2 separate regions of the Homo sapiens genome follow, and region 2 is linked to region 1. Evidence: chromatin loops called from intact Hi-C (ENCODE). Cell type or tissue: endothelial cell of umbilical vein. All regions are shown on one strand. Links, peaks and the distances in the headings refer to the core of each region. The heading gives the core; the rest is flanking DNA.

Evidence for each region. Hi-C counts contacts between places; a loop is a spot of excess contacts. Peaks named below come from ENCODE experiments on the same cell type or tissue, not always from the same donor. Only the 100,000 strongest peaks of a DNase experiment are listed, where the experiment ranks them.
Region 2: it touches region 1 in a loop (15-fold over the local background); 1 of 110 quality-filtered maps calls a loop at or near these places.

The regions. Positions count from the first base shown.
Region 1 is chr22:32,642,237-32,646,622 of GRCh38, forward strand. The region is part of intron 6 of SYN3 (synapsin III); the gene reads right to left. The region is part of intron 1 of LOC105373002 (a long non-coding RNA gene); the gene reads left to right. Among named protein-coding and RNA genes, the nearest start is that of SYN3-AS1, 69 kb to the left of the region's middle. In endothelial cell of umbilical vein, for the core only: no CTCF peak of the experiment used is centred there; no DNase peak of the experiment used is centred there.
Region 2 is chr22:32,828,395-32,832,780 of GRCh38, forward strand. All of the region lies in intron 6 of SYN3 (synapsin III), which reads right to left. The region is part of intron 1 of TIMP3 (TIMP metallopeptidase inhibitor 3); the gene reads left to right. Among named protein-coding and RNA genes, the nearest start is that of TIMP3, 29 kb to the left of the region's middle. In endothelial cell of umbilical vein, for the core only: no CTCF peak of the experiment used is centred there; a DNase peak (open chromatin) is centred at 2,307.

The DNA of each region.
Region 1 (4,386 bases), core at 225-4,224:
CGAGATCATGCCACTGCACTCCAGCCTTGGGTGACAGAGCAGGACTCCATTTAAAAAAAATAATAATAATAAAGAAGTTTCTGGTTAAGGATTCCAACCATTTTCTAGAAGGGCAATCCAAATCACAAGACTGTGAAAGGACTTAAGCCACACTCAGTGTCCTACCCCAAACTTTTTTATTTTGATTTTGATTTTTTATCTTTTTATTTTATTTTTTTAATTGAGATGGAGTCTTGCTCTGTCGCCCAGGCTGGAGTGCAGTGGCGCAATCGCGGCTCACTGCAAGCTCCGCCTCCTGGGTTCACGCTATTCTCCTGCCTCAGCCTCTCCGAGTAGCTGGGACTACAGGCGCCCCCACCACGCCTGGCTAATTTTTTGTATTTTTAGTCGAGATGGGGTTTCACCGTGGTCTCGATCTCCTGACCTCGTGATCCGCCCGCCTCGGCCTCCCAAAGTGCTGGGATTACAAGCGTGAGCCACCGTACCCGGCCTTATTTTTATTTTTGAGATGGGGGTCTCACTATGTTGCCCAGGCTGTCTCGAACTCCTAAGCTCAAATGATCCTCCCACCTTGGCCTCTCAAATACTGGGATTACAGGCTTGAGCCACTGTGCTTGGCCCTATCCCAAACTTTTTGATCAGGCCCCCTATCAAAAAAAGGTGAGGATGCATCTCAATATATGATGAGTTATTTGTTTTTTAAATCTACCTAAAAGTTATACTTGTATTAATATGCTGATCCATATGGACATTATAAAATGTGCACACAATTTACACTTAAAAAGATGAGCTTATAAAAGTGATAGGGAAACCTTTTTTGAGGAAGTTATTTGTTTGTTTGTTTTTTGTTTTTGTTTTTTGAGATGGAATCTCACTCTGTCACTCAGGCCGGAGTGCAATGATGTGATCTCAGCTCACTACAACCTCTGCCTCCCAGATTCAGCAATTCTCCTGCCTCAGCCCCTCCTGAGTAGGTGGGATTACAGGTGCACGCCACCATGCCCGGCTAATTTTTGTATTTTTAGTAGAGATGGGGTTTCACCATGTTGGCCAAGCTGGTCTTGAACTCCTGACCTTGTGACCCACCCACCTCGGCCTGCCAAAGTGCTGGGATTACAGGCGTGAGCCACTGCGCCCCACCAAGGGGGTGAGATTTGAGCAGGGATGTGAAGGATGTTTATCTTCACACTTTGCGTTGCCACCTAATCTCGCCCCACAGGGGTCAACTTAAGCCTTCTGCCAAAAGCCCAGAGAGTCCTTGAAATCACTGTAAGAGATCTCTAAGAATAATGAGAGGGCAAATTAGAAATGGTGGGGGGGCGGGGGGGGCAGAACAGACCCATAAAGGAAAAGATAAATGAAGAACAGAGGAGGGAAAAAAGAGTTATAGTAGAAATAAATCAGAAGACCCCATGTTCAAATCTCAATATTTCAAACCTCTAATATTTTATGATTGGTATGAATTTGACCTTGAGTTTAGCCTTCTCATTTGTAAAATGGAGGTAACAATACTTCTCCTATAGGACAGTTCAGAGCATTTACTGAGAGGATGTGCTTAAAGAAAGAGACAAGGGGCCGGGCGCGGTGGCTCACACCTGTAATCCCAACACTTTGGGAGGCCGAGGCGGGTGGATCACAAGGTCAGGAGTTCAAGACCAGCCTGGCCAACATGAAGAAACCACGTCTCTACTAAAAATACAAAAAATTAGCTGGGCACCTGTAATCCCAGCTACTTGGAGGCTGAGGCAGGAGAATCGCTTGAACCCAGGAGGTGGAGGTTGTAGTGAGCCGAGATCTCACCACTGTACTCCAGCCTGGGCAAGCGAGACTCTGCCTCAAAAAAAAAAAAAAAAAAAAAAAAAAAAAGCGACAAGACTGACTGATGATGGGAGAAAGGAACTATTCAGGGAGGGAGATGGGAGACAGAGTGCAGTTTCACAAACATATACTGAATACCCACTGAGTGCCAGAAACTGTGCTAGGCAGGACATACAAAATGGAATTTGACCCCATTGCTACCCTTTGGGGAGCCTGAAGTTTAGCAGGGAGACGAGACATATAAGCAGATAGTCAACCGTACATTCAGGGTTGGAGGCTGGCAGTGGAGGGGAGGGGTATGAGGTGGGGAAGAGGAAGAGGGAGGTGCTCTCCACCAGTCCCTGAAGGCACACTGAGGATAAAGATCCTCCTTCTAGGTGGCAGGTGGCAGCTGTCCTGCCACGTGAGTGTCAGGGGCCCTGGGAATGCCTTTTCAGCATGCCCTGGCTCCACGCAACCCTCCCAAATAAACGCCTTCCAGCCCAGACAAGCAGGAAGTGTGCTGGGCTGGCGGATGGACTGACGCTCGCACATGCAGGCACATGCACAGGAAACTGAACTGCTGGGCAGGTTATTTTCGTTTTTCCCTTTCCACCACCACTGGAGCAATCAGTGACATTCCTTTCCCTCCTAAACACACAGGTTTGTGTACCAGAGCCTGGCAGGAAGTGAAGAAATCCCCTTTGGAAGAGCAGCAGCGGCCTCTATCCCGTGGCCTCCTCCCTCATTCCTGGGGTGGCTGCCTGGGGCCTCCCAGTGCTGTGGCCTTGGTGGCTTTTCTCCTCTTTTTCTGACTGTTCCGGGAAAGGGGAGGGATGGGGGAGAACCTGGTTCAGACCTCTTTTTGGAATCACAGTGCCTTTGGCCCTCCACTGCCTAGCTCTCTCCAGCCTCAGCTCAGTTCTTAGAATGATGTCGTAGCAGGAAGTGGTTGGGGAAAGGGTGGTGAGAGGTGGCAGACACAGGAGGAGAGAAGAGGTTCCCAGGTCCGAGAGAAAACACCAGAGGGGAGAATCCAGAGAGGACTCAGAGGTGAAACTGTGCCTTTTGACAGTGACATTCCTTCCTTCAAAACACTTTTCCTAAGAAAATTAAGAAGGCAAGGACAAGGGACCCAGAATCCTCCCTAAAGCCAGACAATAATTAAATGAGAGCTAAGGGCCGAGGAGGGCAGATCACCTGAGGTCGGGAGTTCGAGACCAGCCTGACCAACATGGAGAAACCCCGTCTCTACTACAAATACAAAATTAGCCGGGCATGGTGGCGCATGCCTGTAATCCCAGCTACTTGGGAGGCTGAGGCAGGAGAATCACTTGAACCCGGGAGGCAGAGGTGGCGGTGAGCGAAGATCGCACCACTGCACTCCAGCCTGGGCAACAAGAGCGAAACTCCGTCTGAAAAAAAAAAAAAGCTAAGGGCCCAGGAATGGCAGAAAAATACCTCCTTGCATCTTAAACTTGTCTGCTTTAATAATTTACTCTACAAGTAATACGTGCTTTCGTGTGTGTTTAAAGCTTGTGAGGCTGGATGATATTTCTGAAACGTTAATTGGTAATTGTTTCCACCTGGTATGTCCTTTCTCTTGAGACCCTTCTCCATTTGAGCCAGTGGGCTGCTCTGTGGCTACTGCTTTGGGAAAGGGACGTAACTGCTCCCTGCCCTCTGCTTTTGTTTCCAAAACCCAAGTTCTTAGGAAAACCAAAACAACTCTTGGCATAGGAGACAACAGATTTGGGAGAAATACGGTATGTAAGAGCAGGGCTTCTCACCTCTGAGATGAGACAAGAATTCCCTGTCTGGGGGAAAGGGGAAAAGTGGAGGTAAATCCACAAAAGGGGATATTTTGGGGGTTGGGGTGGGGTGGGGAGCTGTACCCCACTTCTGGCACGTGAGCCTTGGAATAAGGAACAAGTCCCAAGGAGATTCAGGCAAGGAGGGGACCTGCACATTACTTCCTGGTAGAACTATGTCACTGGAGAAGCAGCAGGACCCTAGAGTGGAAGTGGCTGCTTGAAACGTCCAGGTGGATGGAGCCGCGGAAAGGGTGCCTACTGAGGTATGAGAATAGCAGGAAGATTCCCGTGCATCCAGGAAGAGCACAGAGCAGTGGAGATGCATGGAATGGATCCCTGGCTCAACAGCAACCTGTGTGGACCATCAGCTGAGCACCTAGTGATGGACATCTCCATGAATGCCATTTGGATCAATAACATTGGTGTTTCCTCCCACTGTCTTGGAACTAACTCAAGCTCCAAAAGTCTGGCGCAACTCTAGGAGAAGGGGAGGGAACCCCAAACTGACTTTTGTTCATGCTGGTGCTTAAAATAGAAAATGAACCTTAGAAAAATCCACTTACATTTCTTGCATCTGAGTCCCCCTGGGAAGGTGGATGGAGAACCTGACTCATAAGGTCGCTTATTTAGTGTTGGCAGTTTCCATAAATATTTACACCTGAGTTTTAAACATCCGGCTAGCGCTTCTTTGTGCTAGATCTTTTTTTGGGGTAATAGAGGGATAAAGAAGGAGCAGATGTGTTATAATAGGTGCTCCAAGAAGATTGCAAATACA
Region 2 (4,386 bases), core at 300-4,299, 190 kb after region 1:
CTGCCATCTGCCGGCTGCTGTGTTAGAGCCAGCCTCAGAAAAAGGTCAGAGATCCAATCCCTGGCTGGGTGCTGTGCACCCAGGAAAGAAGGAGCAGAATTGAAATAAGTCTTTTCCACTCTTCTAGATGAGCCTTCTAGGCCACAGGCAGGGCATACCCATGCATAGACTTTAAGGGCCTTTATTTGGTCTGTTTGCTTCCCAGTTGGGGAAACAGGCCCAGGGACAGGAAGTGACCTGCCTGATGCTACCTCATGAGTTAGTGGTCCAGGCAGTTAGAACCAAGGTTTCCCAATCCAGCGGGAGTTCTTACCTACCCACTATAGACTTCTTGGCCGGTTCTGGGAGACTGAGCTCTTTCCTTCCCTGTGTTTGCCTCATCAGCACGCTGGACTGAGCGTTCCCAGATTCAGTGCTGGAGCCAGCGGTGGGGAGGGGAGTAGGGGCTGAAGAGTATATCAGCCAAGCTTGGGGGAGACAGTCACATAAGGAAATTCACACTCTTCCTCTCTCATTAGGGGGCCCCACAATGAGGAGGGGAAAGACAAAAAACAAGGATCTTGGGTACATTGGTCCTTACCTCCCCACTGCCCCAGGAGCGGTCTTGAGGGTTGGAGGAGACTACCAGCCTCCTCCCTATAGCGGACTTGAACTTGGCACATGGAACCAGCTGAAACTGGCACCATTTCTACCCTCAGAGGGTACCGCTGAAGAAGACGGGCAGAGATGAAAGAGGAACTGCTTAATTCAGCTCGGCACTTCTTAGCAGCTCCCCCATCCCATTGCCGGCTTTAGTCCCAGGCCAGAGACCCATGAGGTGCGTTGAACATTACTGATACCCTCTTTGATCTAAACCCTCCTTTCGTGATCACGCCTGGTGGCTCAAAGAATTGCTCCCCCAGCTTACTGTTCCTGTTGGTGCTGAAAGAATGCTCGTAATTGTTACCAAACAGTGGACGGAGCAAGGCAACATGTCCCCTTTGCCCAGCTGGCTCCCAGTTGGCACTTCATTATGGCAAAGACAGAGGGGGTGGGGTCCCCGGGCCTTCGGCATTTCATTTGCACCCACATGTAGGCTCACTTCTTGGCCTGGGAATTGATCGGTGCCAGATGCTCCATCTAGCCAGCATCCCCACCGCAGCAGGGCTGCCCGCCTCCTGTTTCGTGAAAAACGGCCCGGATTTTCATCAGACCTTAATTGGCCTGGGTCTGGCCTTCATTCTACCCCAGCCTCTTCACAGACTGCTGGCCACTGGCTGTTCCCTCCTCCAGCCAGGACAATGCCGGTCCCCGGGCACTGACCCTGGCCCAGGCAGGCCTGCCAACTCCATAGCTCTCATTTCTCACTCTGCACATCAGTGCTGGCTTCCCACACCCACAGCTCCTCCAGAAGGAAGGTTTGTCAGCGGGCTTCACCATGCACTCTGACGTACCACTTTTGGCCCAACCAAACTACACCCCACCCTTGGGTAGAATGGGACCAAGATGCGACCCTGACAGACTTAAATGAGAAATGAGCATTTTCCAGTGACGCCTCCTCTTCCTGCCTCTTGCTGGGCCTCTCTCTGCATTGCTCTGGGGTGTTCACTGCACTTGGACTGATACCAGTCAATGTCCCTCGCTTCAACCTGACCTGAAACTGAAATGCTCCAAACAAGAGTAAGTGGGGCAGCCGACATTTCAGGAGGAGGAAGGTTGGCAGCCAGGCTGCTGTGAGCTTGCACGGCCCATATGGGTCCCAGCTAGTACTTTGCATTTTCTTTTCTCTCTTCTTGGAACCCCTTCGTCCTTTTTCCCGCTGCCCTCTAGCCTCTTCACTGTCTTGGGAAAGGGGGCCTCTCACAAAACAGTAGTCACCGCTGCTGTTCACTGAGTGGTTACTTTGCACCAGGCACTGTGCTAAGTACCTCAAGGGGAGTATCTCCCTTAATGCCTGCAACATCCTATGAGCCTTGTATGATTGCATCTCCCTTTTCAAGCTGAAAAGAAGTTACATGCTTTGCCCGACAGTCTATAGCTAGGAGGAGCTGGAGCTGAGATTCAACCCCAGGTTCTCTGGTGCCCAAGTGCTCATGTCTTTGCCCTGTGTGCCCCTCTTTCACAGAAACAGAGCTTCAGCCAAATCCTGGAACGGAAGCTCTTGGGAAGCTGCCTGTGACCTTTCTTATTGTGTCCCCTCAGCACAGGTCATGCACAGGCAGCTGGGAATAGATATGCGAGTTAAAGGAATTCTCGTTGGAAAACACCAGAGGGATCCACAGGGCCACCCCCCCGCCCCCGCAATACCACTGTGTGTCTGTCCCTGCAGGGCCCTGGAATCCCACAGTTGTTTCCTGTACCCAGGCCTGGGGAGCCAGCCAGTCACATGGACCGTGAGTGTATCCGCCTCACGCTTCTCTGTGGCCCCTGGCTTCTCCCAGTGGATTCCGCAAGGTGTTTCCTGCAAATCCTGCTGATGGTCTTCGCTGGCACGTAGCAAAATCCACCCAGAACACCGCGATCTGCTGGCCTCAGCCTGGATGGGGTTTTGTTTTTGTTTAGCTTTTAAAAAAATGTGTGTTTTTTTTTCCCCAACCAGGGGCACAGGGGTGGGGGAAGAGGAGAAACATGAAGGTAAAAATATTGACAGAGTGAAAAGTATTGAATATTCCTTCTATTTCAAAAATAGCAGCTTCCATGGCTGGGATGCAGGCTGGCTAGGTTCAGGTTGGGCTGAGGTTGAAGTTGAGATCAAGGTGGCAGCGTGACCCTTATGCCTCAAGCATGTCCTTCAGGAGGGTGTGGGAGCCTGAGGCAGAAGAGAGCTCCTTCCTGTTTTAAAAACACCTTTTTCTGAGACTCTCAAAGAATGTTTGAAATCAGCCATCCAAGGTGCTCTGCCATTTTTAAGAGGGAGGACGGGGCTGGATGGTGTCCCTGGGAATTGAAGGGACCCAGAGAAGAGGTGAATTGTTTAAAGTTAACTCAGAGCATTAGAGTGGGCTGATATCCTCTGAAGAGTCTACTTGTCTGTGAGAGCTGTTTCAGCTACTTCAAAGCCAGATGATCAGGGCAGCGGGGCTGGATTTTCATCTTCATGGCTGTGCACATCTCCACTTGATATGTGGGGGTCGGAGTTGGGGGGCAGTAAAGCCTGGTCCCCATGGAGATGCTATCCTGGAAGCATTTTTATTACCAAGGACTAGCATATAATTGGAAGATTGAAGGCAGAAGCCCTTATCTTCTCGGCATTCTTTAGAATTCTTCTGTATGTAGATTTCAGAACACACAGAGCCAGAGCAAAAGACCTTACTTGGCATTAACACCAGGATCCACCTGCCCCTCCCTTCCTGGCATTAATGTCCAGTGCTCCCCTAATGCACTTTAAGCTGTGAAGTTATCCCAGGTTTATTTACACTGTAACTAATTTACTCTTGGCTGGACTGTCAGCCTGGAAAATAGGATGTCACTGCACCCCCCCCAACCTCCACCAAAAAAAGACAGTGGCTAATGAAGAAAACAGATTGTTGAAGGGCACTAAAATTGAGGCAAGGAGCTGAATAATGTGCCCTCCTCAGGGGCAGGCAGGGCAGGCGTGGCAGGCTGTCGGCATTGTTACAGATCAGCAATGTCCCACTAGTTAGCAAATGGGCCCCTCTCAGTTTGAATGTGCAGCTGATGGACCAGGTGGGGTGATTAGGGGCCAACTCCGTACTTGTTTCTGTCCCCAGTTTTGTTAAGTGCAGATCACCCAGACAGATCCCAGGCTGAGAAAGAGACTGAAGACAAAGCTAGAAGAGGCAGCTGAAGCATCCTAATGTCTTAACTCAAGTTTGACTTTTCAGAAATGTGATTTTAGAACATAGCAAACAGGAAGCACGTGACAACTTGGACCACTACAACGAAGAGAAAGTGGAACCCAGGGGAAATGCATGAGTTAGAAATATAAAGTGATGGGACTCTTAGATTCTAGGGTTAATTGGGACACTAGAATATGTCCAGTCCAACGTGTTCATTTTGTACAATAAAAAACAAGGGCTCCAGGAGGAAATGATTTGTCAAACTCACATAGAAAATGAATGGAAAAAAACAGAAAGAGTATCTAGCTTCCAATTCCTGGCCCAGGGCTCTTCTTGCTATTCAATACTTTCTACGTAATAAGCCTGGGTTTTTTTTTTTTTTCAAAAAAATTATTATACTTGGCCACCCAGATGAGTACAGTTATTTAGTAGAGTACGTAGAGTTATTCACTAAATCACATCAAAGTTGGGAGACAGAGTCTGGTTTGAAAACCCTCGAGTATTTTATTTTATTTTATTTTATTTTATTGTGATAATACTTAACATGAGATATACTCGCCCCTCTCTTTTTCTGAGACAGAGTCTCACTCTGTCGTTCAGCTGGAGT